Regions from separate parts of the Mus musculus genome. Here regions 1 and 2 are each linked to region 3. The links are chromatin loops, found by intact Hi-C in ENCODE. Cell type or tissue: heart. All regions are shown on one strand.

Evidence for each region. Hi-C counts contacts between places; a loop is a spot of excess contacts. Peaks named below come from ENCODE experiments on the same cell type or tissue, not always from the same donor. Only the 100,000 strongest peaks of a DNase experiment are listed, where the experiment ranks them.
Region 1: a loop joins it to region 3, with 3 times the contacts of the local background. A loop is called at or near these places in 8 of 42 quality-filtered maps.
Region 2: it touches region 3 in a loop (3-fold over the local background); 15 of 42 quality-filtered maps call a loop at or near these places.

The regions. Positions count from the first base shown.
Region 1 is chr3:121,361,069-121,369,068 of GRCm38, forward strand. Alg14 (asparagine-linked glycosylation 14) reads left to right here. Exons shown (of 4, transcript NM_024178.3): 4 at 488-2,026. The coding sequence ends at 718. It overlaps Gm33310 (a long non-coding RNA gene), which reads left to right. Exons shown (of 2, transcript XR_376014.3): 2 at 1-200. It overlaps Gm33363 (a long non-coding RNA gene), which reads left to right and starts at 7,979. Exons shown (of 4, transcript XR_867593.1): 1 at 7,979-8,000. In heart, no CTCF peak of the experiment used is centred here; a DNase peak (open chromatin) is centred at 4,313; H3K27ac peaks cover 303 bases.
Region 2 is chr3:121,302,579-121,310,578 of GRCm38, forward strand. All of the region lies in intron 2 of Alg14 (asparagine-linked glycosylation 14), which reads left to right. Among named protein-coding and RNA genes, the nearest start is that of Alg14, 15 kb to the left of the region's middle. In heart, CTCF peaks have their summits at 4,298 (motif pointing right) and 7,894; a DNase peak (open chromatin) is centred at 5,183.
Region 3 is chr3:121,422,847-121,430,846 of GRCm38, forward strand. Cnn3 (calponin 3, acidic) reads left to right here and starts at 3,695. Exons shown (of 7, transcript NM_028044.2): 1 at 3,695-3,982. The coding sequence starts at 3,926. In heart, CTCF peaks have their summits at 4,221 and 6,549 (motif pointing right); DNase peaks (open chromatin) are centred at 3,465, 4,355, 4,915 and 5,595; H3K4me3 peaks cover 4,353 bases; H3K27ac peaks cover 4,722 bases.

The sequences.
Region 1 (8,000 bases), 62 kb before region 3:
GGGTGGAGAGAGACAGATGTGGGACTCCAGAGCTAGCCAGCCAGTTAACCAAAATGGCGAGCCCCAGATTTGATGAGAGACCCCGTCTCAAAATATAAAGTAGGAAACAGTAAAAGGAGACTCCCGGTGTTAACATCTGGCCTCTAGCCTCTACATATACACACATGATTGAGCATAACCCCACGGAGAGGGAGAGACAAGACAGAGATGAAGAAAAAGGGAGAAAGAGAGAGAGAAGCAGATGAAGTTAAGCGATTCACCTCAAGTCACACAGCTGGCAAGCAAGAGAGCCAAGACTTCAAAGCTCCACATGACTCCTGACTACACTGCCTTCAGTACACACTGTCTTATCCGTGTTCTTAGAAGAAAGACTTAACTGGATTAATAAATCTCCTGCTAAGATTAGGGTTTTAAATTCAGAATGGCCCACTAAAAACGGTTTTCTGTATTTTGATTTGGTCTTTTTGTTTGTTTGTTTGTTTTTAAGGTGCTGTGTAATGGACCAGGAACATGCGTCCCTATCTGTGTGTCCGCCCTGCTTCTTGGGATACTTGGAGTGAAGAAAGTGATCATCGTCTATGTCGAGAGCATCTGCCGAGTGGAGACGCTATCCCTGTCAGGGAAGATCCTGAGGCACCTCTCCGACTACTTCATTGTTCAGTGGCCCACTCTCAAGGAGAAGTACCCCAAGTCTGTGTACCTGGGGCGAATTGTTTGACAAATGGCAACCCTAAGTCTTGAGAACATTACAAGTACCGATAATATTTACTATATACTATCTTTACTATAAAGTTTTTCAAAGGTCAAGGAAATATCAATGGTAAAGAATTTAAAATGTACAAATAACTCAATGAAGAAAGACAAACTTTAGCATATAATACCCATCAAGTAGCTATGTCTGCACACGAAAACATTTTTCTAAATAAAAGTACATATAACACTACTAACACTACTCACAGGTTCTCTTGGGACTCTTTGTTTGTTTGTTTGTTTTTAATGGTTTTAGAGCTTTATTGTAGAAAGGTAGGGATAAAGAGAGAAGGTAAAAAGAGGGAGAGAGGCCAGCCCTGGCCACGTGGAGAGAGGGGGAAGGGAGAGAGAGAAGGAGGGCTCTACAGAGATGAGAGTAAGAAAGGTGAGAGCTTTAAAAGCTCTCTTGGGACTCTTACAGCTGTGGGGTTTTAGTTTGGTTTTTTTTTTTTTTTTCTCTTAACCTAAATATAGAGTGTGTATGTTTAGTAACATTTCCTGTTTTACAGCTTTAAATAAAACAAAAGTGTTCTCCATTATAAAAAGAAAGTACAGGATAAGGCAGGTTGGAGGCAGGTATTATCAGTGTGATCCCTCTCTCAGGAGGCGAGGGAGGAGGATCAGGAGTTGTTGGTGTAAGGAGTGGGGACAGGGAAGTAAGGAAAAGGGGGTTGCTTAAGAGCAAGGCATCCCTTTGGTCCTGTTCAGACTTGTCAGGCTTTACTCCTTCTGGGGAAGCCTCTTAGTGAGCTATCTCAGCCTAAAGGAAGCATGAGCTATCTCAGCCTAAAGGAAGCATGAGCTATCTCAGCCTAAAGGAAGCATGAGCTATCTCAGCCTAAAGGAAGCATGAGCTATCTCAGCCTAAAGGAAGCAAGAGCTATCTCAGCCTAAAGGACTCATGAGCTATCTCAGCCTAAAGGAAGCAAGAGCTATCTCAGCATAAAGGAAGCAGTTTGTTAAACTGGTTTCATGTCCATTTACACTCCACAGACTTCCAGATCTCTGACTGTAAACAAGAGTCTTTCTTTATTCTTCAGTCTGCTTGATGTGTTGTTGGCCTGGATCCAGACTGTATTTTAATATCTGTTTGGTTAAAATATTGGCAGTGTCTTCATAATAAATGTATGATTCTATTGGTCAGGAATCTAAATTTTCAAAACATGAAGAAAAAGCTTTTTTTTCCCCCAATGGCTGTAATTGTCTCTAGCTTTTTGAGATGCTTATGTCTGCCTGGTGGAGGGTGTATTAATAAACATTTATGTAGTGCTTGCTGAATGCCAGGTATTTTAAGCACTTTTCAGATAACACCTAATTCAATCTGGAAGGAATCAATGAGATAGAGACTCTTACTGTCCCTGTTGTCCTGACTTGTCCAGGATCACATGACTAGGAAATAACAAAGCCAGATATGAGCCTAGGTAGGCCTGCTTGAGAATGGTCCAGTTTCATGAGTTTGTGGACTGTGTCAGACTCATGAAGGTCCCTCCACGTTGCTTTCAATCTTTGATTTTTTTTTGTCTTCTGTTATTGTTGTTGTTGTTATTATTGGTAGTAGTAGTAGTAGTAGTTGTTGTTGTTGTTGTTGTTGTTGTTGTTGTTGTTACTGGCTGCCGCCATTTTCTGGTGCTAGAGATTAAGCCAAGCATCTCCCACCATGTTAGACAAACACTTGGCCTCTCAGCTCCACCCTCTAGCATCTTGCTGATTTTAAATAGGAACTCACACTCTAGACCTCACAAATTATGTAGCTGGTTCTACTTGAAACTGCGTCCCTGACAGAACCATGTCTGTGACAGAAGTTCCTCAGTGGCCAGAAATGTTTGACTCCTACCTATAGCAAAGCCAGAGGAAATGCAAAAACATTCCCATTTAGTGCTTGATTTTATGGGTTTTGATCTTAAATATTCTGCTGTATCCGTATGATATAGATGTAGTAAAGAAATGAGGACTGGGCCAGCAGATATGGGCTGAGCAGGTAAAGGTGCCTGTCACTCACCCTACAACTGAAGTTCAATCCCCAGGGCCTGTAAGTAAAGATCCCAGGTAAAGGAGAGAAGTGACTTTTGTGAGTTGTCTTCTGATCTTCATACACTCGCTTTGGCACTTGCAATCTACATACTAGGAAACGAGCAAGTGGAATCTCTCCCCAGAAGAAATGGAAACGGATTAATAAAGATACTGGTAGTATTCAAAAGAGTCATGACCATCCAGGACGATGTGGAGTTGAGGTGCCCTCAGGCTGACCCGGCCTGCTGGTGAAAGCCTGTAACCTGGAACTATTCAGGAAGCTGAGGCAGGAGGATGACAGGTTCCAGGAGTGACTAGACTAGAGAGCAATTCAAGAGTAGCCCAGGTGACTTCGAAATTCCTTTTTCAAAATAAAGATGTTTTTTCATGATAGAGTATTTACCTGGTGTGGGTAAATCCCTAAATTCAACCCCCGGCACCAAAAAATAAATAAATAAATAAAATACAATGCTAAGGCTAATATGGGCCTTCCTATTCTTTTAGCATGTTCCTTCCCTGAATTGACCGGTACATCTGTCACCAACTCTTTTCTTTAGCTTGGGACTAGAAACAAGACACCCTAGACTATGCATAAATGTACTGTCCTTGGGACACCAACCAGTGGCTTGCTTGCTTTGAGCTTAGTCCTTGAATGTCAGGCATTAGCTGGTAACACTGCCCTCTTGACCTGGAATAGCAGGCAGCAGATTACGGTAGCTTAACAGGGTCAGAGATGAAATGAGCTTCTTTGCTAGAGAGAAAACAGTGTTCTTCGGTGGCAGCAGGGTATGCATTTGGTTCATATTAGAGTCATTCTGTCTGTGTGCTTTATTCCTAAGTGGCCTTGGCTAAAGCGGCTGCATTCAGACCCATTGATGCCTATCAGGACTGTACCGTAGCTTCCCTCAGCCCACAGATACTCCTATTGCAAAGGGTCTCAGGTCAGGGAGAAGGAAGTATACTAAAGGTGTCCTGTATCCTAAATGCCTGCAGGGCCTACTTAGTGACGAGCCTGCAGTGCCAGGGAAGAGTCTCTGTACGGTATCACTGAAAGCTAGGAACTGTTTCCCCGGCTTCAGTCTGCTGCGCACACTCAGAGTCAGAGTAAAAACACTTGTTACCGTGCGTGCTGCTTGCTCTAGATTATTCTGTAAGCCTGTACATGCCCTGCCGCATGTACTCTTACAGAGCCAGATGCACTGGCCAGAGGTGGCTGCTTTGAGGTTATAGTAAGAGACGGTTTCCTTGCCGTGCCTTTTTCTACCGGTTGCAGAGAAATGTTCTAGTTTCAACTTGAAATGAAGATCACTAGGTAGCTTGTTCTTTTGTGCTTCTCTTGGAACACTCCGGAATGAACCTTTTTATAGTCTGAGACCCCGTTTATGCCAAACGAACTGAACCAGCCTTCAGACGAGAGGCAGGGAAACCACACATCCTGCCCACACCTACTTCCCTGGAGATTTTTATCTACCATTCAACTATCCCGAAAAGGGCTCAGCAGCCTTCCAGGTCAGAAGGTTTGTTTCAGAAAGGATGCCCAGAAGTCATGGCAGGAAGCTCACGCCTGGAACGGAGGGCACTGCATTCCATGTCAACAACAAGAACATTGTCGGACTTTAAACTGGATACCAAGAGGGCCTTGCCACAAAAGGCCAAGCTTTCTTTTACAAAAGCAACTTAAGCATATTACCTTCTGACACAGCAAGTTAAGATTAGGAAGCCTGTCCCCTTACTGTATGCACTGTGTCTTAGGCTGAGTCAGTGCATTTCGTTTTTTTATAAAGCCCCATCTATCTGCTAAAAGGAGAGATGGGGGTAACCCCCGTGCAAGTAAGTGCAGATGAATACCCGAAGCTGACAAGGTTTCTTCCGCAGTCTTTTGAGGCAGAGTCTGTCTTGAAGCTCTCTCTCCCACTCAGCAAAGCCTATGAGCCCCTGGACTCCTCTCCATGTCTAGCACTGAAATACAGGCCCACACCACCACTCCAGGCTTTTGTGTGTATTCCAGGGCGTCTGAATTCAGGTTCCCAGTCTTGCATGCAGACACTGTATCACCTCCCTCCCCAGCCCTGACTAAAAGGGGTTTGTTGGCATTGCAGCGTTGTGTACCTTTAGTCACAGATAGGAACATCTCTTAAGTGTTAAGCATCATACAGTGATAGGACAATTGTCTAGCATCATAAAGCCTGATTCAACTATAACACCCAAGGGGAAAAGAGAAAAAAATTAGTATTGCCAGGACTTCCCGTATCCTTTCTTCTTTCTTTGGCATGGCCTTTACTGTTCTCTCATTCGCTGAATTTGTCTGTTGATTCTGCCATTGACATACTACCTACCATATGTCTACCCATTCCTTTTCAGTCCCATGGTACACACACACACACACACACACACACACACCTGGGTACTGGGTAAGTGCTCTGCCATAGTGCTATCTCCTGATCCTCCATGGCCACAACTTAAATGCAGCTCAACATAAATATCTGATTTGATTGACACATCTTTCTTAAGGTGTTAAAGCACAGAGAGTCTAAATAAATTACTAAATATTATATAGCCAGACATGGTTTGTGACTATGTCCCCAGCACTCAGGAATCTGAAACAGCAAGGGTAGCCTGGGCTACATATCTTATCTCAAAAATACCAAACAAAACATGATATAAACTAGAAAATAAAAGAGCCTGGATTTGACCCAGATTTCTTTAGCATCTAATACATGTTTGCTTTAAAAACAAACAAACAAACAAATAAACAAACAAAAAACCTCTTCAATACTGAGGTTTGAATCTAGGAGTGTATAGCTACATTTCCAATCCCAGACTTACTTACACAGTACTAGTAAGGAATAAGCAGGGTGCTATGAAGGAGTGGATTGTGTTCTCACTGCTCTGGAAAGAGCTATCAGGGAGAGCTTCAGAAAAAGACATTTTAGCTGAGATTTGAAAGGCCATGTTAAAATATCTATATTAGTCAGGGTTCTCTAGAGTCACAGAACATATGGAATGAATCTCTCTTTTTATATAAATTATATAAAATATTACATATATATGTATGTATATATATGTGTATATATATATATACACACACACATATACACACACACAGAGAGGGGTGGAAAGAGTTATTGGAATGACTTACAGGCTGCAGTCCAACTAATCCAACAATGGGCAGCTGTGACTGGGAAGCCCAAGAATCTAGTAGCTGCTCAGTCCCACAAGGCTAGGTGTCTCAGCTGGTCTCCTGTATATGATAGAATCCCAAAGAAGCAAGCCCCAATGCCAGTGAAGGAATGGATGTGTTAGCAAGGTGAGGGCAAGCAGGCAAAGAGAAACCAAAAGCTTCCTTCTTCCATGTCTTTATATAGGCTCCCAGCAGAAGGTGTGGCCCAGATTAAAGGTGTGTCTTCCCACCTGAAGATCTGGACTAAAGGCATGTGTCATCACAAGATCTGGGTCACAGGAGTGTCCTCCATTTCTGGATTGTAGTTCATTCCAGATGTAGTCAAGTTGACAACCAATAATACCCATCACACTGTCTTCTCTTTCAAACTTAAATTTCACCTCCATAGTCTTCCTGGTCTCCTAGAGCGCAGTTTGGGTTGCTTCTCCAGAGAACTCTGTGACACGGCCATTTGCAAGCAAGGTTACCATGGAGTTTCCTACCTTTTGGCTAGGCCATGTGCTCAAAAACTTCTGTGGAAGGATCACATTACTAACTTCATTCATAGGGTTTTCGTTTGTTTGTTTGCTTGCTTCAGAGACAGCATAACATCCTAATGTGGTCCCCTTGTTCTGCAGTTGACAATACTCACACTATGATTCTGAACAAAATACTGACATTAATTAAACACATAAGTTCATATACATCCAGACTTGGTCCAGGCCTGCTCCGGTGATGGTTCATTCTGGAGCTTTTTAGTCTTACTTACTATACATTTAGCATTCTCAAAGTTCCCAGTGAGATTCTACTTGTGAGCCTCATTTATCAGTATTTACCCTGCAAGGATATATTCGATTAACAGCCATGATGTCATCATGTATAATGGGATCTGGAAACTCTAATAATAATAAGGAGAAGGAAGAAGAAGAAGAGGAGGAGAAGAAGGAGGAAGAGGAGGAGGAGGAGGAATATAATAATAAAAATGTGGAAGGGTTGGTGAGATGGCTCAGCGGTTAAGAGCATTGACGACACACACCTTTAATCCCAGCACTTGGGAGGCAGCGGCAGGTGGATTTCTGAGTTCGAAGCCAGCCTGGTCTACAAAGTGAATTCCAGGACAGCCGGGGCTACACAGAAAAACCCTGTCTCAAAAAAAAAAAAAAAGTCCTGAGTTCAAATCCCAGCCACCACACGGTGGCTCACAACCATCTGTAATGAGATCGGATGCCCTCTTCTGGTGTGTCTGAAGACAGCTACAGTGTACTTATGTATAATAATAAATAAATCTAAAAAAAAAAAAAAAAAAGGAATGTGGGAAGAGGGCAGGCAGATAACACGGCAGGATTTCTGTGAAGATGATTTTGACCTCATGGATTCCTGAGGTCACAACGCCAAGTGTCTCTGAGGGCCCAGCCTGAGAAATGCTGCTCTAAATGACATCAAAGCAATACTTTCTCTGGTACCTGTTACTCAGCTGCTGATTTGTGAATTCATTTATTTCTACCTAGCAAGTTTCCACAAAATTAGTGACCTGAAAAATATATTTGCGGTCTGTCTTAGTTATTTTTCTGTTGCTATGACAAAACGTATGACTGAGAAAAGTTATAAAGGAAAGTGTTTAATGGGGCTTACAGTTTCAGAGGCTTTGAGTTCATGTGGCAAAGCAAAGGCATGGGGAAGGAACAGCTGAGAGTTCACTTCTTGGTCCACAAGAAGCAGGCAGAGAAAGAACACTTGGTCTCTTAAAACCTCAAAGCCACCCCCAGTGACTCACCTTCCACAACAAAGCCACACCTCCTAATCCTTTCCAAACCGTTCCACCAATGGGGACCAAGTATGCAAATATCTGAGAGCCTATTGGGGCATTGTCACTCACACCACCACAGGAGCTCATTGGCATAATGCTTTTTTTTGGGGGGGGGCGGGGCGGTTCAAGACAGGGTTTCTGTGTAGCCCTGGCTGTCCTGGAACTCACTCTGTAGACCAGGCTGGCCTCGAACTTAGAAATCTGCCTGCCTCCTTCCCCCCCCCCCGCGCCCCCCCCCCCGAGTGCTGGGATTAAAGGTGTGCGCCACTACCA
Region 2 (8,000 bases), 120 kb before region 3:
ATCCGCCTCTGTATTTGTAAGGCTCTGGCAGGGCCTCTCAGGAGACAGCTATATCAGGCTCCTTTCAGCAAGCATTTCTTGGCATTCACAATAGTGTTTGGGGTTTGGTGACTGTATATGGGATAGATCCTCAGGTGGGGCAGTCTCTGGATGGCTTTTCCTTCAGTCTCTGCTCTACACTTTGTCTCCACATTTGCTCCTGTGAGTATTTTTCCCCCTTCTAAGAAGAACTGAAGCACCCACACTTTGCTCTTCCTTCTTGAGCTTCATGTGGTCTGTGAATTGTACCTTGGGTATTCCGAATTTTTGGGCTAATATCCACTTATCAGTGAATGCATACTGTGTGTGTTCTTTTGTGATTGGGTTACCTCACTCAGGATGATACTTTCTAGTTCCATCCATTTGCCTAAGAATTTCATGAAGCCATTGTTTTTAATAGCTGAGTAATACTCCATTGTGTAAATGTACCACATTTTCTGTATCCATTCCTCTGTTGAAAGACATCTAGGTTCTTTCCAGCTTCTGGCTATTATAAATAAGGCTGCTATGAACATAGTGGAGCATGTGTCCTAGTTATATGTTGGAGAATATTTTGGGTACATGCCCAGGAGTGATATAGGTGGGTCTACAGGTAATACCATGTCCAGTTTTCTGAGGAACTATCAGACTGATTTCCAGAGTGGTTATACCAGCTTGCAATCCCACCAGCAATGAAGGAGTGTTCCTCTTTCTCCACATCCTCACCAGCATCTGCTGTCAGCTGAGTTTTTGATCTTAGCCAGTCTGACTGGTGTGAGATGGAATCTCCGGGGTTGTTTCAATTTGCATTTCCCTGATGACTAAGGATGTTGAACATTTCTTTAGGTGTTTCTCTGCCATCTGATATTCCTCGGCCATCCGATATTCCTCAGTTGAAAATTCTTTGTTTAGTTCTGTGTCCCATTTTTTAATAGGGTTATTTGTTTCTCTGGAGTCTAACTTCTTGAGTTCTTTGTATATATTAGATATTAGCCCTCTATCGGATGTAGGGTTGGTAAAGATCTTTTCCCAATCTGCTGGTTGCCTTTTTGTCTTATTGACAGTGTCCTTTGCCTTACAGAAGCTTTGCAATTTTATGAGGTCCCATTTGTGGATTCTTGATCTTACAACACAAGCCATTGGTGTTCTGTTCAGGAATTTTTCCCTATGCCCATATGCTCGAGGCTCTTTCCTACTTTCTCTTCTATTAGTTTCATTGTATCTGGTTTTATGTGGAGGTCCTTGATCCACTGGGACTTGAGCTTTGTACAAGGAGGTAAGAGTGGGTCGATACGCATTTTTCTACATGCTGACTGCCAGTTGAACCAACACCATTTGTTTAAAATGCTGTCTTTTTTCCACTGGATGGTTTTAGCTCCTTTGTCAAATATCCAGTGACCCTAGGTGTGTGGGTTCATTTCTGTGTCTCCAACTCTATTCCATTGATGTTCCTGCCTGTCTCTATACCAATATCATACAGGTTTTATCACTATTGCTCTGTAGTACAGCTTGAGGTCAGGCATGGTGATTCCCCCAGAAGTTCCTTTATTGTTGAGAATAGTTTTGGCTATTCTGGGTTTTCCCAGAATAAAATAAATAAATTTGCAAATTGCTCTTTCTAACTCTAAAGAATTGAGATGGAATTTTGATGGGGATTGCATTGAATCTGTAGATTGCTTTTGGCAAGATGACCACTTTTACTATATTAATCTTGCCAATCCATGACCATGGGAGATCTTTCCATCTTCTGAGATCTTCTTCAATTTCTTTCTTCAGAGTCTTGAAGTTCTTGTCATACAGATCTTTCACATGCTTGGTTAGAGTCATACCTAGGTATTTTATATATTACAATAGTCATTGTAAAGGGTGTTATTTCCCAAATTTCTTTCTCAGCCTGTTTATCCTTTGAGTAGAGGAAGGCTACTGATTTGTTTGAGTTAATTTTATATCTAGCCACTTTGCTGAAATTGTTTATCAGCTTAAGGAGTTCTCTGGTGGAATTTTTGAAGCACTTAAGTATACAGTCATATCATCTGTAAATAGTGATATTTTGACTTCTTCCTTTCCAATTTGTATCCCTTTGACCTCCTTTTGTTGTCTAATTGCTCTAGCTAGAACTTCAAGTACTATATTGAGTAGATAGGGAGAGAGTGGGCAGCCTTGTCTAGTCCTGATTGTAGTGAGATTGCTTCAGGTTTCTCTCCATTGAGTTTGATGTTGGCTACAGGTTTGCTGTATATTACTTTTACTAGGTTTAGGTATGGGCCTTGAATTCCTGATCTTTCCAAGACTTTTAACATGAAGGGATGCTGAATTTTGTCAGATGCTTTTCCAGCATCTAATGAAATGATCATGTAGTGTTTTCTTTGAGTTTGTTTATATTGTAGATTACGTTGATGGATTTCCATATATTGAACCATCCCTGCATCTCTGGGATGAAGCCTACTTGATCATGGTGAATGATCGTTTTGATGTGTTCTTAGATTCGGTTGGCAAGAATCTTATTGAGTATTTTTGCATGAATGTTCATAAGGGAAATTGGTCTGAAGTTCTCTTTCTTTGTTTGGTCTTTGTGTGATTTAGGTATAAGCATAATTGTGGCTTATAGTACAAATTGGGTAGTGTTCCTTCTGTTTCTATTTTGTGGAATAATTTGAAGAGTATTGGTATTAGGTCTTCTTTGAATTCTGATAGAATTCTGCACTAAACCCCTCTGGTCCTGGGATTTTTTTGGTTGGGAAACTTAATGATTGCTTCTATTTCTTTAGGAGGTTATGGGACTGTTTAGATGGTTTATCGGAACCTGTTTTAACTTTGGCACCTGGTATCTGTCTAGAAAATTGTCCATTTCTTCCAGATTTTCTAATTTTGCTCAGTATAAGCAATTAGTAGGATGTGATGATTTTTTTTTTTAATTTCTAGGAAGGGACTTTTAATACAAGGAAATAGCATGGGCACAGCATTGAGATCTTACCATGACATATTAAATATGATACAAATAAAGGTACAGGCATATTCTTGATGTTTAAAACTGGTATTTTTACACACACCCACATTTAACATTAAAACAATCAAAATCATTTTGATTTTTTGTTTTTGTTTGTTTGTTTTTTGTTGTTTTGTTGTTTATGGGGTTTTTTTTTTTGGTTTTGGTTTTGGTTTTGGTTTTTCAAGACAGGGTTTCTCTGTATAGCCCTGGCTGTCCTGGAACTCACTTTGTAGACCAGGCTGGCCTTGAACTCAGAAATCTGCCTTCCTCTGCCTCCTGAGTGCTGGAATTAAAGGCGTGTGCCACCACGCCCGGCTTTTTTGTTTTTAACAGGGTCTCTTATGTAACTATGGCTGTCCTAGAATTCCCTATGTAGACCAGGCTGACCTGAACTTACAGAGATCCACCTGCCTCTGCCTCCTGAGTGTGAGTGGCAAAACTCTTGTCTTTTAGAACACTTTATTCAGCTATAAGTATTTGCCCCACTTGACAGGAATGGTCTGTTAACAGAATCAACCCAAGACCACTCCTTCTATCATGAACCCCACTCAGCTGCAGCGAGAAGATAGTCATACAAGACACAATGTAACTGTAAGTTCATCAGAAGATGAACAGCGCTGTGAAGGTTACATGGGCAGGAGCAGTGGAATGAATGCAGCTGCTCACTGGGCCTGGGGAAGAGGACACTGAGAAGAAGGCTGTTTCAGCACAAGGCACATACATCACAAAGCCACGGAGGGGAGCAATGCTATGTTATGGTCCAGTGGCAGAATTCAGAGTGGAAGGACAGAGGCTGATGGAAGGCAGGCAGAGCAACATATGACATCGAATGCAGTTCCTGTCTCACTGAGGGTCTTGGGGGTCACTGGATGAACGTGCTTAGTTGTGTGGTAGGGTCTGACGCCCGAGTTACAGCTTCTCCTTGTACTGCAAAGCGCAAACAACGCCAAGAATCTGGGGACTCCTGCAGCCTCCCAGCTGGCTTGCACTAGTCAGGGTATAAGGAGGGCAAACAGTTGGACTGTTTTTTAGATTTGTTGTTGTTGTTGTTGTTGTTATTGTTGTTGTTGTTGTTGTTCTTTGTAGCCTTGGCTGTCCTGGAACTCACTCTGTAGGCCATGCTGGGCTCAAACTCACAGAACCACCTGCCTCTGTCTCCCGAGTGCTGGAATCAAAGCCGTGCACCACCATCTGCCTAGCAGATTTAATGTATCTGAAAATTACAACCTGCATATCTGTGTATGTACCATGTGCATGCCTGGTGCCCCTGGTGGTCAGAAGAGGTCACTGGATCCACTGGAACTGAAGTTACCAATGTCTGCGAACTATCATGTAGGGGCTGGCCATTGAACCCAAGTTCTCTGCAAGAGCAACGACGAGCACTCTTACCCACCGAGGCTTCTCTCCGGTACCTTTATCACTTTGACAAAAGTAGAGTTAGCAGACTTTCCAGGAAGATCTGATAGGAATTCGAGGAGAAAAGGGGTGACTTAGGAGCTTAATGTAGGCAATTATAAGAATACTATCGTTGGCCTGGTCAGCTGACGGCTCCGTGGCTAAGAGTACTCGCTGCTCCTGCAGAAGACCCAGCTAGTTTCCAGTAACCACATGGTGTCTTAACAACCATCTATAACTCCCAGTTCCAGAGGATGGGACCTCGTCCCCTCTTATGATCCCCATGAGATTGACACCAGTCATGAACATGGCTCACATTCACAGATACAGGTAAAACGTTGATACACAGAAAACAAAATACGTAAGTCTTAAAAGTCGGGGGACGGGAGGGAAACGAACATGTGTGTGTGTGTGTGTGTGTGAAGAGTACTGTTGCTTTGCCATCACGCTCTGGGAAGTCTGTCTACGTGCCTCTAAGTGTCTTGTATCACCCAGACTTGTCCAGCCGCCTCCACCGTGGCTGGAAGAGTTGGTGTTCTGCGGGTGCTTCTTGCACTCAGGCAAAGCTTTCCTAAGCCCTACACATTTGCTTGCTCTCTCCTTCTTACTCCCCTGGCCGCCCTTGACCACTTCAATCCCTTGTTCTCTTCCATTCAACACACTTTCCTCCCTTAAAGACTTGAAGAATGTTCTTGGGAGGTCCCTCCAGTGGGTTGATGAAGAATTTCTATTGTACTCTCCCTCTGCAGACAAGATGGCTGTGTTTGCTGCCATTCCTCCATCCTGCCACCAGGTGGCAGCATACTACAGGCCATTGAGCTGTTGACCAGAAATGGCCAGAAACTATCAGTGCTACAGACTGATCTGGTCAGGGTTAGACAGGAGAGTCTTCTACTCCCTTTTTTTGGAGGTCAAAATCATACATCTCTGTTAGATATTATTGTCATTTCTTCTTTTTTAGATTGCCTTTTCTTGAGTTAGAACACATTACATAACTCAAGAGTCAACCTTCCACCTGCAGGAAGTTTGTATTCCAGATGTTCTCCACAGGGCTGGGAACATACGTAGTTCAGGGTTAGGATGCGTCTGTAGGATGCACAACTGCTCGCATTTGGTCCCCAGCATGACAGAAAAAGGACTTTTTCCACTCAAACCCCTTGCTGCAGTTCTGTTATATTTATTTCAGTTTACTTCAGACGTGCTTCTTTGTCTAAGCAAGGAAGTAGCGCGAATCTGTGCCTTCCCACAATAAAATGTTTCTTGCGTGTGTTTGGTGGATATGCATACGGGGGGTGGAGGGGTGTTGTGTGCAAGTGTGTGAGTGTACCAGACTAGTAGCCAGCAATCCTGTCTCTATCTACCCCACCCCCCAATGCCATTGGGGTACAGAAATCACAACCAGTTTGTTACACAGGTGCACAGCACTCTGAACCATCTCTCTATCCCTATACTATTTCTCGAAAACTATAAAGTAGCTGCTAATTGAGCAGTTTTGTTTTCCGAATTTTTGCTGAGTTTTGTGCACAATATAAAGCAAGCAGGTGCCTCCCCTGCTCGGTGCATCTGGAAAGGAAGGCATCAGAGTGGGAAGCTGGAGTCGACTGGCAATGGGCTTGAGGGATGGCTCTGTCAGTAACTGGCTGCGCTGTAGCGGGAGGACCTGAGTTTGGGTCCTCGGCATCCACATAGCAAACTGGACAGTGCCGCACGTGCCTGTAATCTGTGCAGGGTGTGCAGAGATGGGCTGCTTCTTGGAGCTCGCTGGCTGGCTGGCCGGCCTAGTCAAATTGGTGAGCTTCAGGTTCAGTGAGAGACATTTGAGGAAGACACTCCACGTTGTCCTCTGATCTACACACAGACACCACCCCCACCATACACACACACACACACACACACACACACACACACACAAACACATATCAACACCACCACCACCACATCCCCCACAGCCCCCCACCCCTACAGGTTTATAAGAGCACCACTGAGCAGTGTCAGTAAAAGTCACCATCAACTTCTCTGACGCCTGCATTGCCACACAGCAGGGGCGAAGCCTTCATAGAGACCAACTGTGCTCTCAGACCCTCCACTTTCAGGTAGAAGACCAGAGCCACAACCCTGAGCTATGAAGGTGTTAGCCATCGTGTTACCATGACAACTGAGGACAGGGTGAGATGGTACCTAGGAAACAGGGGCTTCAGCAGAACGAATGCCTTCCCTGGCCCCTAATGCTTACCATTTAGGTCTATTCTCTGCATCATTTCCCAGAATATCCCATTTATATCTTCCAGGCAAGGAATTAATTAAAGATTAATTTTGAAGAAAGTAGTTTGCCCACAGAACAAAACTACGAGGTCTAACACGTGGGTCCCGTTTGCTTTTTACATTTTATTGCCTTCATATGCTCCCACATCATTCATTAACATGAGCTAGGCGTTCTACTGTCCTGGCTGTTGACTTAGGGGCCTCATAACTTCGTATCTAGGGGAGAATGTGCTGTGTATTATGGGATGCTTACCAGCAACCCTGGCCTTTTCCACCAAATGCAATGAATACCTTCCACCCCATGCACACCCACCAGCCGCGAACAGCCCTGCACGTCTCCAGTTATTGTTCTGTGGTCTAAGGAAGAGGGTTCCCCCTCTCTTGCTTGAAAACCAGTGGTTTGAGCTGATAACTACTGACTGTCAGATACTAGCATAAGAAAAACCCAAACCAGCAATCAGCAAAAGGAATTTTGAGAAAAGGGGAGGGGTTGGGGAAGCTTAAAAGAAAACAGTTATTTTCAAAGAAATGAGAGGTTATCATGTCCCCAGGAATAAGATCTAATTTTTTAAGAATTCAAAAACATTCTGAGTAGGGTTTTTTTTTATTGTTATTAAATTTTTTATTGCAAGAATGAAAACGAAATCTACAAAGCACTGGACAGTCACACTGAAGATTCTGCGATAAGCTATAAGAAACATTGAAAAACCAAGAGTAAGCACATTAGACAGTCAGACTGTGTCTCTAAGGATGTCCCAGAAAAGGCAAGGCAGAGGAGAAAAGGTCCAAACAAACAGACGGCCTAGGGAAAGTCCCCAGACCCAGAAGGACATGGCCTTCAAAGTCAAAAGGGCTGGAAGAGGTCCAGTCCAACTGTAGCCACAACAAGGTAAAGTCATCTAAGGTCTCAAAAGGCATGACAAAGAGAAGATACCAAAAGCTTCCAGAAAAACCAAACAGGAAGGGGGTCAGTACAGATCCAAACAGAGCAGAGGCGCGCCAACGGAAGTAACCACTTATTCACATGGAGTATTTATTTACTAAAAGAACGCAAACTATAACATAGTTAGAAGTGTGTGTGCGCACCCGCACGCGTGTGTTTGGAAACACAGAAGTTTGGGTACTGTATTCTTGTTTCTTGTTCTTTAAATTGTTTGGTTTGGATGTAACTCTGGAAGTCTAATGGTTGCAAGATCCATGAAATGGCTCCTCTAAAACAGACTTGGTGATCTTCCACATACAACTTTCCACAAGGTGGGGTGCTGCCTTCATAGATGACCGAGACTTCCTGTCTTCTTGAGACTTTGACTTGAATGCGTTTGGTGTCTACTACTAA
Region 3 (8,000 bases):
TGGAAGAGCAGTCCATGCCCTTAACCGCTGAGCCATCTCTCTTGCCCCACTGCCCCAAGCTATTTCTTAAAAAGTTAAACACACACCTTTCACCTGCCAGCCTTTGTTCTTGGAGGTATATATCTAAGAGAAATGAAAGCATGTCTTTGTTAATAGCTTGTTCATGAACGACTGCTGTACCTTTTTTGGTGGACCCTGTTGAGGGGTGGTTTATGATCTCCCAACTTACAATATTGTGAAAGTGACATGCATCTAGTAGAAACTGTACTGCAAATGACAAATTCTTTATATATATATATATATATGCACCCCCAAACACATACATATATACTTAAAGACAGAGAATCTCGACATAGCTCTGACTTCCTGGAACTTGCTATGTAGACAAGCTGGCCTCCAGTTCACAGAGATCTACCCACCTCTGCCTCCCCAGTGCTCACATTCAGTGGGTATACCATCATGCCCTGCCAAATTACAACTTATCTTCTCCCAGGAAAGTGCTAGGTGTTCTAAGGCTTTCTCCCAGTGTCCAGCAGCAGCAGGGATTCACGGCTCCAGCCAACCAGGCAATCCAGACAGTAACCAGCCATTCAGACCTGGTAACTCACACCTGTAATCCTAGCACTTTCGATGACACAGAAGGATTACTGTAAATGGGAGGTCAGCCTGGGCTACAGTGAGTTCTGGGCTAGCTTAGGCTATAGGGTGAGACCCTGTCGAAAAATAAAACAAAAATAAGAGGGCAACCCAGAGAGCAACTGAGGGTGATCCGTGCCCAGAGAGCAACTGTGGGCTGCTCGGCTGTGGTGTTCCATAGGTTAGGTGTGACAATTTTACTTCAATTTATGATATTTTCAATTTACTATGGGTTTATTGGGATGGAACTTCATTAGAAGTCAAAGCACAAAGAAAGATTTGTAATGGCGCCAAACTGTAATCAACTAAAAGATTCATCAGCCAGGAGGCACATCATCAGCACACAGGGTGGCTCTCTGTGCTGAACTACTACTAAATAATAAAAAGGGATGCGCTGAGGATATAGCATACAAAGTGAGTGGATGTAACGATTTGAAATTCTGTTTTTTTAAAAATTATTCTCAGAGTGTCTACAGCATGCCTACGGAGTCAAAAGGACAGGAGTTTGTTCTCTCCTTCCAGCTTTAGTGGGTTCCAGGGATTGAACTCTGGCTGTAAGGCTTGGTTGGCAAGAGCTTTACCCACTGAGCCATCCTGCCCATCCTCAAGATAATTTTGCTAAGTTAAAGAAGGCTGAAGGGTGATGGCTATATCCATTCTCTGGTTGTGATGTGTTTTATGGAGAGGGTGTGTGTGTGTCTCAAAATGTACTTTATCTGTTGTTGTTCAACAGTCTTGCCTCAATTAACAATTACTCTCAATTTTTATTTTTATTTTTTCAAATTTCACTTATTTGCTTTCAAGTGGAGGTCAGGAGATGACTTGATGGAATTGGCTCTCTTCTTCCTCCATGTGGGCTCTGGAAACTCAAGTCGTCAGGCTATGCATCCGGCACCTTTACCACAGATATTTCTTGGCCCACTTAACCCAATTCTAAAAGTCTTTACACCCCTCCCCTCTCTTTCCTTCTTTAGGACCAGCACTGGCTGGTCTTGAACTCACAGTGATCCACACACCTCTACCTCGAGGGCCCTAGGACTGAAGGAGAGCTCCCTCATACCCGCCTCCACATTCACTCTTGAACACAGCACTACTCACTCCCAGCAGCGAGTTAAATTTCCATCGTTGTGACTGCTGCCACTATCAACTGGCAGTATCATTTCACATTACGAACCTTTGAAACTCGGTAGTCCTTAAAGACAACCCTGTTAAGTACTAGAAACCACGCCTTTGATGACAGAACTGAATAACGCCCCCATGCATTCTACCAAGTACGATTTAGGCTAGCCAAGTGACACTGACCACCATTCCTTACCCACTGTGGCCAAACAGAAGCCCTGAGGTTTGGGATTCTAAAGGAGAGCTGGGGGTGGGGGGGTGAGGGTTGTAATTTCGACTTCATATCTGGCTCAAGTATTGGTTCTAAAAAGTGGGTTTGGTCTTGTGGATGACAGAGAGCCACTATCACAGGACTGGAAAAACAGCCCCAACTGCTTGTATCATCATACTGGGTCAGCTGCATCATCTTTCTGCGGAAAGAATGCCCTAATTATTCTGAGTACCTTCAGAAGCAATCAGTAAATCATTGGAAGTTACTTCACGTTTCTGCCCATTTGACTCGTTACTGCTCTATCACATTGCACCTTATAGCGTTGATGAAAAATTCTTTCAGCTGACAGAAATTCTGTGCCTTTTTCTTTTCTCTGTAGCTTAGGCAGACCTCTGGTTCTATCCCAACACAGCAATCCTCTTTGTGCTGGGATAGAGTGCTTGAGACACTATGCCACACTCCCTTATTTCTATCCCAGAAAGGTTCAACTTGGGCTATTTGGGCTTCTCTTTTCCATGCAAGTGGCTGACCCTGGTCCTGTAGTCTCTTCTGGAATGTCAGCTGTATTTGGGAAACATAAACCAACATACTGACACCCAGAGGACTAAAACCTGTCCTAGATGTGCCCCAAGACACCAAGGCAAGCGGTGACACTCTGGAGGCAGTGATAGCTGTCATTATTAGGAATCTCTGAGTTGCAGCCTTCAAGCCACTAAAACGGATCTGAAGTCTACCGAGTAAGTTTTGGGAAAGTGAATGAGCTAATCTTTCAAAGACATATAGCCCAGTGTAGTGCCAGGAACACAGGCAGGGGACAGCGTGCTCTCTGTTCTCACCTTTCCTCTATCAGTTTGCCTTTGAGATCAGAAGAAAGGAAAGGGGACGGAAAAGAATACAGAGTGCTGATTCAAAGAGATTAAAAAACAAACCAAAGCAGGTAGACTTCTCAGTCAAGGCAGTCCTCTAATTAAAAACAAATAAACTACCTAGCCTTTTGGGCTGGCTGAACCCCCGGTGAAGGTGCTTGCCAAGGGCAACTGGTGGGACTCCAGAAAAGGACCCAAAAAGCTGTACCCCCTCCCCCCAAAACCTGGCTGTGCCACAACACTTTCCCAATTTCTTTCGCTCTGCATTCAAAGTTTAGACAGGATGAGCAGGACTTTGGCAAAGAGCGTTGACCGAGGCAGAGGTCAGCCCCACAGGTGCGGCAGCTGCGTGGGGAGGGAGACTTGGCAGATGTCCACGCAGGCCTCCCCCCCCCGCCCCCGGCCTGGCACGTGGATTCGAAGGCTGCTCCCCGGGTTTCCAGCGCAACATCTGGGCGCGCTGTAGCCCGGGAGGAGACGGATGGAGTGGCCGGTCAGCGGCGGGCCAGCTCGGGGAGCTTCCTGTCCCCCTCCACCGTCGGAGCGCCACAGATGCCTGGGAGTTGATGAGAACCAAGGCGGCTGAGAAGCCCCTAGGCGCCGGGGCGGGGCGGTCGCAGCCCGCTGACCAGCGGGGAGGAGGGGCGCCGAGGTCCTAGGTGGCGTGAGGGCGGGGCCGGGGGCTGGGACCCCGCGGGAGGGAGCGCCGCGCCCGCCGCGCTGCCATTGGCCGGGAAGCCTTGGAGCAGGCGAGGGGGGAGGAGGCGGCGCTCATTGGTCGGGCTCGCCGGCCAATCCCTGGAGGCCCGGGGGTGGGTGGGGGGAGACCAGGCTGGGGGCAGAGCGTGCGGAGCCGCGGAGCGGGCAGCGAGCAGGGCAGCCGGTCCCAGTCCAGAGCGACCCGGAGCCTCCGCGGGACTCGAGTCCTAGCGAACCTCGAAGCATCATCCGCGTCCGTCTGCGGCGTTCGGGCTTCTCCGGCGCCGCGCAGGGGAGCGAGCTCGTGCATCACCCGCGCGGCCGCCGCTGGGGCTAAGAGCAGGGACACCGAGGGTGACTGACCGCTAGAACTCTTCCAGTCGTCCAAACAGCCATGACCCACTTCAACAAGGGCCCTTCCTACGGGCTCTCCGCCGAAGTTAAGAACAAGGTACGCGCGCGGGCGGGCTGGGGGTTTGCCGCGGCGGTGGGGGCGCTGGGAGCCGCCGCGGAGAGACGTCGAGGCTGCGGGAGAGAGAGATGCTCCTCGGCTCGCGGAGCCTGGCTCGCACGCGTTGGTGCTGGCTTTGTTCCCGCGCCGCGGCCCCGGCGGGCGGTGGGGGTTCCCGGACGCCTGGAGTCCCGCAGCGCCGCAGGGCCCGCTCCAAGGCTGTAGGGTGCGCCCCTCCGGGAAGGGGGCGCTCCTGAGTGGCCTGTGGCCCTTAGGCGGGGCCCTGCCTTACGGCTGGGTCTCCGGGAGTTGCCGCCCCCGCCATCCGCCTGGGCTGGGGCTGCCGCGGGACCCTGCGTCTCCTCCCATTCCATCCTGGCCCCCTCCTCCCACAAGCGAAGTTGGGCGGTTACGTGGCCAACCCGGGCCCCTCATTGTTCCTTTCCTCCTCCTCCTCCATGGGAGAGTGTCCCGCCGACCCCTGGGACCCGCGGGCGGAAAGGGAGCCCGTCGGTGGTGCCTTGATGCAATCGCCGCTGGTGCGGGAAGCCCAGACAAAGCCTGAACGCGCAGCCTGCGAGCCGGATCAGCTGTAGATGAGAGACTTAGAAATGCAATCCTGAGAAGTTTGCAGCGCGTTGAATTGTCACGATATCTCGGCAGGGTCGCTTTTGTTCGAGGTTTATTTGCTGTGGCGGGTTGCAATTTTGGAGTGATTGGAATCTGGCTGCGTTGCTTTGCTGTGTACTCATCTCAAGAATGCACCAGGGTTTATCTTTCAGACTTTTGGCCTGGAAAAGAGATGAGAGGCGCCCCCCTCCCCAAATCCTCTCTTTCCTTCCTCCCTGCCTGCATTCCAAGTCCATGACATCAGGGGTTTCGGGGAGTGGGGGTGACCAGCCAATCGGCGTGGAACTGCGCACAGACCGCTCATTGTCTCCCTTTTGCTGTTCCGGCCAAAGCGCCACAAAGGAGGGCTGCTGTGGTTTAATTCCCATTAACTTCCCGGGAGCCGAAGCATGTCAGGATTGTCACCAAGCTGTCCCACCTCCGGTAGAATAGTTTGGCATCATCAGGGCTACGAACACCCCTGGAGTTGCGGGTGGCTGGGGTGTGAAGGGAATTTCATAGAAGTAATGAAGCGTACCGTTGTTAGACCCAAGCGAGAGTGGTTTATTCTTTCCTGATGTATCTAGCGCACCCCTTTGTAGTTCATCTAGAAGATTCTAAACAGTCTTTGAAGCTAGGGACTAAATTTTATTCTGTGTTCAAAAATTGTAATCTTTGGGGGTTTTTAACCTTTTCAAATGTTTTGTCTGTATAAAAGTTTTCCTAAAGAGGCAGAAAAGTTAGTTTGGACGACAGCACTCACCAACTGAAAACTTTCTTGCAAAATAGCGGTCCTTCGAAGTTTATAGCTCCAGCTTTAGGAAGTTAAGGGCGTTGGCGTGTGAGAACTGGGTGGTTTGTGCCCGGTGCCGCTGGGCGCATGATTTGCAATTCCCTCTGGGATTCTGGCGCCCACTGAGTCTCTTTACCTTTGCATTGTAAATGAGGGACTGGTGACTTTGGCAGCCCTACAAGTGACTTGACTTTTCCTGGTTCTTGGTATCCAAGCTGGCTTTCTTTTTGCTGACTGGAGTCATTGCTTCTCCCCCTTGTAGTTCATATTGAGCCAACAACTCCAGGAAATGCAGAGACTCAGGCTGGATGGATCACTGTAACTGTAAGAGTTGGAAACAGTAACTCCTCAGGGTTTTTTGGTTTTTTTTCTTGTTGTTTTCGAGACAGGGTTTCTCTGTCTAGCCCTGGCTGTCCTGGAACTCACTTTGTAGACCAGGCTGGCCTCGAACTCAGAAATCCACCTGCCTCTGCCTCCCTAGTGCTGGGATTCAAGGTGTGAGCTACCACGCCCGGCAACTCCTCAGTTTTTTTAAGACACTTTGGAATGTTGTTAAGGCTGGAGGGATTAAACGCCAAGCCCATTTAAAAGAACGAAATAAAACGAAACATCCCCATTCATTTATGTAGGGGTGTCACCCAGGACCCTTTCCTAAAAATTCCTTTTGATCTCCCCAGAAGAGGTGCTCTGTGATGTGGGAGCACCCCTGGGTTTTCTGATCAGGGTGTGACTGGCCCAAGGTCACTGAAGAAACTTAGAGTATTCTAAGAATTTCAACAAGCAGTGTCTTAGTTAAGCACTTAGGTTCAACCCCAGGACCGGTTGCCTGCCCCCGCCCATCCCCTATTTCGGTCATCCACCTGTTACTACTTGACATTGTAACGATTCCTGTAATGATATTTATCATCTGTTCTGGGCCCTGAAACCAAATCTTCATGCTTGAATGAGATGTTGGTTTTTGGCCAAGGGTGTAGGATTGTTGGACAAAAAGGATAGGATGTACGGAAACACGGATTTGACATTATATCTTTACAGTCACGCCTGCTTTTTTTTTTTATCATGTGTAATTTATGACTTGATTAAACACCAGAATTTTGTTTTACCATTTTGTGTGTATGGGTGTTTTGTTTGCATCTATGTACGTGTACTGTGGGCCTACAGTGCCTGCCTCTGAAGGCCAGAAGAGGGCTTTGCATTCCCTGGAGCTGGAGTTGAGGATTTGAACCACCAGGTCGGTCCTGGTTGGGGGGGGGGGGGGTAAGATCTAACCCAGGTTCTCTGCAAGAGCAACAGTACTTGTAAGTATTTAACTGTAGCTCCAGTCCCCCTAATTTTGTGTCTTAAAATATCATTTAAGTCTTGAGGAGGTAGTGTGGAGTGAAGAGTTCAGCAGATGTAAATTCTAGGTCCCCCTTGGCCAGTTCCTGCTTCTGATGATGTGGGCTGTCTGTTGGCATCCCGATCAACCAAGTGGAAGAAAATATTACCATCCCTGAAATACGTTGTCTTGGAGGAGCGGCTGCTTCTATTGTTCAGTGACTGTCTTGTGAGTGTCAGCTCTTAGTCAGAGGGGCTTGTTGGCTGTTTCCTTTCTTGAGTTGTCTGTCTGCTCTCTTAAGTAACCACTTTGTATCCCAAAGCTTATACTGGTGAAAGCAGTCCACTAGTGGATTGAAGGAATCTTTGATCTTAAATACTTACAATCAGTAAAATTCCTAGGCAGCATCTTTGAAAATAACATTTATCTGGAAAGATGCCAATGCATTGCAGAAACATATAAGCTTCTTTAAAAGGGCAGGGGGGGTGGCGGCAAGAAAATATGAAAACCTGGATTAGAAAAAAATAGACTTGTTGCGTTGCGAACACATTCGCTGTTTCTGCTTTGCTTTTTTGAGACTGATTATCACTGAGTTAAGGCTGGTCTTGAATTCATTTTCCAAGAATGATCTGGAACTCCTGATCCTGCCCCCGCCTCCCAGTTGAGAGCTGGGATTACAGATATGCACACACCGTAACTGGCCAGTCTTTTCTCTTTTATTTTATTTATTTGTTTGTTTATTATATGTAAGTACACTGTAGCTGTCATCAGACACACCCGAAGAGGGCATCAGATCTCATCACGGATGGTTGTGAACCACCATGTGGTTGCTGGGATTTGAACTGAGGACCTTCGGAAGAACAGATGGTGCTCTTAACCTTTGAGCCATCTCTCCAGCCCCCGGCCAGTCTTTAAATAACAATAAAAGAAAGAGACAATAAAAGGATCAGTGCCAGTGATCTCCACTGAATCCAAAGGGGGCCCTGGGAGTAGAAGGGGACCCCTGAGGGAGGATGGATTCCCTCATAGATACTGTCCCAGTTAAACAGGCTCTGTGTGGACTAGAAGAGAAAAAAAGAAACTGAAAACACAGTAAAACCAACAGATCCTCTAAGGAAGAGCAACATTTCCTGATGGTTGGGTCTAAACAAAATGTTGGAGCCAGGAAAGCTGGCCTGGGGCGGATGTCTCAGACCCTATAGCTCTCTGGGTAGAGGTGGGAGGGAACCAGCTGGATTGGAAGGGTGTGGTGCCGCAGTGGCTTTGCCTCCATGGGCTTTCTTGGTGGAGGCTGAGTG